2 separate regions of the Homo sapiens genome follow, and region 2 is linked to region 1. Evidence: chromatin loops called from intact Hi-C (ENCODE). Cell type or tissue: HCT116. All regions are shown on one strand.

Region 1 (2,500 bases):
ACATAGAGTTCATAAACACATGGGAATGTGTAATGAAGGGTTAAAGTGGTTAAAGTAGTAGACTCTCAGCGCTAGCAGATCTCAGAGAAGGAAATCAATGAATGAAGCTGAGTATAGTTACATTTGGCTTAGTTGAGTGGGTGGCATTTGAAGAATGAATTGAATTTATATTGAAGACAAAGGAAACAACATAAGAAATGAATGAATAATACATAGATGATAGACAGATGGGTGGAGTATTTACAACAATAAGAAACGTTATTTGATAATGTGCTGGTATGAGGGTACAAGCTAAATATGGTGGGAAACTAGTGAGAGATAAACACTAAATGATCCAAGAAGGGCTTCTTTCAGTTTGTGTGTCTTCTGAATTTTTGAAGATGTATAAAAGGCTTAAAGTCTGCAGTAAATGCATAAAAAATGAGGAGTAAGAATTTCAGAGAGATGAACAGTATGAGAAAAGGCATAATAATGATTCTGTGGGATTCTGAAAGATAAATGTGTACAGTGGGATTCTCACTGAGGGAGCCGGAAGATGGGCTACTGTCCAATTATGGAGAGCCTGTACACCAGGCTGAAGGATATGAAGAAAGAGATAATTTTTAAAAAAGGAGGGGGTTAACCCCAGAGTCAAAAGTAGCAATGAGGTCAACAGAAATCGGTAAGGAGAAAATGCAAATGGATTTGGCAAAACCGAGGTCATTGTTTGGGCTCTCCTAATCCATCCGCAAATACTTTAGTCTTGTTCCCATCCCGCCCCTGCGTGCAAGCTCAGCTGGTCCTCTTCAACCGAAAATAGTCCCAGAACATCCCCACCACTCCCACGTAACTCAGGAGGTACTACAGCAGCTGCTGGAGAAGAGGATTAAGGAGAAGAGGGAACTGGGCCAAATGCTGAACCAAATTCTAGGGCAGTTTAGACCACACACATCAAAACCAACAACCATACAGGCTGCTTTTTATGCAGCTTCCTGGACATTCCCCATCCACCCACCCGCCCCCTCCACCCTCTACACACACACATTCATTCTCTCTCTCTCTCTCTCTGTCTTTCCTTCTCAATCTCATTTTTTAACAAGCTTCTCTGATAATTTTTCTACACTTTGAAGACTAAGAATCTCTAGGAACCAGAGTTTAGTTTGACCACTAGATGGCATTATCTCCCATAGCCCTGCATTCTAATTCAGAAATTTGGTGTTCTGGTAGAATGAACAAAATATTTGATGATATAGTAGCTTCTGTAATAGTGGAGTAAGTTCAGTACATTTCTTTGGTAAGAATGTAGATTCTCTTATGAGTAATAAGCAACCAGATTTTGCTTAACTGGTATTATTACCAATAGTCCTCAGTGGACTACAAATTCTAGAAACACTTAGGGAGAAAAACTGCATAAAACTTCGCTAAAGTAACCAAATGACAGAGATTAAAACATGCTGTCACAGCCATTCTGCAAAACAATAACTCAGTGAATTCACATCCCTGTATCTACCCTAGAGAAATTCTACCAAGAGTGCCCAGTAAGATATTCAATGCAGAATTATTTATGATATAAAAAAATTTTTTTGAGACAGAATCTTGCTCTGTCACCCAGGCTGGAGTGCAGTGGTGTGATCTCAGCTCACTGCAACCTCTGCCTGCTGGGTTCAAGCGATTCTCCTGCCTCAGCCTCCTGAGTAGCTGGGATTACAGGTGTGCACCACCATGCCCGGCTAATTTTTGTATTTTTAGTACAGATGGGGTTTCACCATGTTGGCCAGGCTGGTCTCAAACTCCTGACCTCATGATCTGCCCAGCTCAGCTTCCCAAAGTGCTGGGATTACAGGTGTAAGCCATCGCATGCGGCCAAAAATTCTAAACCACTTAAATCAGTCTTTCCTAAACTTCAGGCATCTTCATTCCACCTTAACATTTTTTCTCCAGATCTGAGCACTGCCTCAGTTATTTCTTTTATACCCAAATTTACTTGTACTATTTTAAAATAACTATTTATAAGCACTGTGGTATACTACACAGACTCTGCAGCCACTATCTGGGTTCTAATACTGCCTTTGTCACTTCCTAGTTGTATGATCTTGAATAGTTACTTAATTATTTCCTCACCTATAAAATAAGGATTAAAATAGTAATTCATAGGGTTGCTGAAAAGAATAAAGTAATGGAGGTAAAGTACTTCAAAGAGTACCTAGCACGTAGTAGTACAGAAACATTCACTATAATTACTATGGATATTACTTGTGTGAATAAAATATAGTCTTGAACACAATAGTGTATTATTCATACTATCTAAAAAAGAAATCAGGTGGAAATAGGAAAATGAGTCACATTGCTGGTGTGCCTTGAAGACAGACACATGTGAGGTACCGATCATTAGGAGAGAGTTCTTTGTTACTCTCCAGTGAGTCAAACTACCTGGGTTCAAATATAATACCAGCTCTATTACTTACTAGGTGTGTGGTCTTGGCTAAATTACTTCTCTGTGCCTTGCTTCTTCTTTAATTTG
Region 2 (2,500 bases), 120 kb after region 1:
TATAAATTTCAGTAGATTGTGACCTCACAACTTTTCAATTATTAGATAATTGCTTAAATATGCCCTTAGTACTTCCTATTTTGACATGAGGTTACCCACCCAGTTACCTTGATGTATAATGACCAAGTTCTCTATTTTTTTTTTTTTTTTTGAAACAGTGTTCTCACTTTGTTGCCCAGGCTGGTTTTGAACTCATGAGCTCAAGCAATCCTTCCACCTTGAACTCCTCAAATGTCAGAAAGCACTCCACCCAGTAACTAAGTTCCTTGTCTTTTCTTTTTTATTTTTCATTTTTGAAACGGAGTCTTGCTTTGTAGCCCAGGCTGTAGTTCAGTGGCGCGATCTCTGCTCACTACAACCTCCACCTCCTGGGTTCAAGCAATCCTCCCGCCTCAGCCTCCCGAGCAGCTGGGACTACAGGCCCGCGCCACCACACACAGCTAATTTGTGTATTTTTAGTAGAGACGGGGGTTTCACCATGTTGGCCAGGCTGGTCTCGAACTCCTGACTTCAAGTGATCTGCCCACCTCGGCCTCCCAAAGTGCTGGGATTACAGGCGTGAGCCACCGTGACCGGCAATTTCCTTTTCTAAATGGTATGTTACCAGACCTCCAAGTCAAGTGGCTATCTTTTGGGGCACACTGTTATATTTCAGAGGTCTGTAAAGCATTTTGATATCCTAAACTCTTGTTTTTTTTTTTTTTTTTTTTTAATATTTCTGACTTCCAAGGATAGGCACAAAACTCATCTCTGACTATATCAGCCAGCAGAATGTTAAAGAAGTGAAAGTTAAGAGATTTTTATATCAGTTTTGCTTGTACTTAACAATAGAAGTGTTATTAAATCTGCTAGCTATGGCATTAATTAAAATTGAAACAAGGAACAGACATTTTGCTATGAACTTTGTGCCTTTTGAACCTGAGCCTGACTTAATAGTGCCAAGTTGTTTAGACTGGAAATGCATGTATTTTGAATCAGTAATGGAGATTAGCTAGAATGGAATTTTTTAAATTTGCAAATATCTTTCATTTTAAGTATGGTTGAATTCAAATTATTGCAAAAAGGACTGAGGAAAATATGCTGGAAAAGACAGGGTCAGGTAAGACCTAATTTGGACATGCTTGATAAATTAATCAGATATAGCACCATCTAGTGGAATACTGTTATATTTTTCTGTTCTCAGTCATTTAACTCACAGGAGCCTATGGCCCTGCCCTGCCACCAAAAATATTCTTTGAAAAACTTACTTTTCTAGCATGGTCCCTGTGGTAGACCGTGCCCTCCACTCAGTCCTGAGCTCAGGTTGTCACTGGTGGCTTAGATTTAAAAGGGTAACAATTTCCCAGCTATGGCTCAGGTCTGTGAGGGTAAGGCCTAAATTCCTCCCTTTTTTTAATATATTCTTTCTTATTCCTGTGGCTGCCCTAAAGTTGCCTGTAGCTCTCACATGCAAGAGCTTGATTTTTTTCCAGCCTGTCTCCATTTTTTACTTCTTTCTTGCAGGCATTGAAGAAAAATGTATTTATAAGATTTACAGAATATTAGGCTATCACCTCTATAACATCCAACTAAGTGACCAAACTGCCTTCTCCTGAAATTTCCAAAGCGGCCTCAGGGTATATAATCTCTGGCGTAATGTTACATAACATATATTATAACTTATAGGTGATCTAATACAGTGGTGCTAAAATGGTGGGGGGCGGCGGAGAGGGAGGTGTGATTTAGCCACCTTCCTCCAACGCAGGGTATTTAGGAATGCCTGGAGATATTTTTGATTGTCAAAACTGGTGGTACTTCTGGCATCCGGTGGTCAGAGGCCAGGGATGCTGCTAAACATCGTTGTTGAATTTGGTTTGCTAGTATTTTGTTGAAGATTTTTGTATCTGGCTCATCAGTGATGCTGGCCTGTAGTTTTGTTTTTTTGTTGTGCCCTTCTCTGGTTTTGGTGTCATGGAAATACTACTTTGTAGAATGAGTTTGGAAGTATTCCCTCCTCTTCAATTTTTCTTTTTTTCTTTTTCTTTTTTTTTTTTTTTTTTGAAGAATTAGAGCAGAACTGGTATTACTGTCTCTTCAAATGTTTGTAGATTCAGGGGTAAAGCCATCAGGTACTGGGCTTTTCTTTGATGGAAGACTTTTTATTATAATTTTGATCTTGTTACTCCCTATTGATTTGTTGAAGTTTTCTATTTCTTCATGGTTCAATCTTGCTAGGTTGTATGTGTCCAGGAATTTAACCATTTCTTCTAGGTTTTCCAATTTGTTGGCAAAGAGTTTTTCATAATACTCTCTAATGAGTCTTTGTATTTGTGTGGTCTCGGTTATTATGTATCCTTTTCCATGTCTCATTTTATTTATTTGGCCTTCTCTTTGTTATTTCTTAGTCTGGCTAATGGTTTGCTGATTTTCTTTGTCTTCTAAAAACACCAGTTTTTTCTTTCATTGATCTGGTTTTTTAAATCTCCTTTTTTGTTTGTTTGTTTTTTGTTTTTTGGCTCTG

The links. A loop is a pair of places that touch in the nucleus more often than their neighbours do. Peaks named below come from ENCODE experiments on the same cell type or tissue, not always from the same donor. Only the 100,000 strongest peaks of a DNase experiment are listed, where the experiment ranks them.
Region 2: it touches region 1 in a loop (9-fold over the local background); 88 of 110 quality-filtered maps call a loop at or near these places.

The regions. Positions count from the first base shown.
Region 1 is chr6:56,901,914-56,904,413 of GRCh38, forward strand. The region is part of intron 2 of DST (dystonin); the gene reads right to left. Among named protein-coding and RNA genes, the nearest start is that of DST, 52 kb to the right of the region's middle. In HCT116, a CTCF peak has its summit at 1,153 (motif pointing right); a DNase peak (open chromatin) is centred at 2,328; H3K27ac peaks cover 1,118 bases.
Region 2 is chr6:57,020,144-57,022,643 of GRCh38, forward strand. All of the region lies in intron 6 of BEND6 (BEN domain containing 6), which reads left to right. Among named protein-coding and RNA genes, the nearest start is that of KIAA1586, 25 kb to the right of the region's middle. In HCT116, a CTCF peak has its summit at 1,169 (motif pointing left); a DNase peak (open chromatin) is centred at 1,158.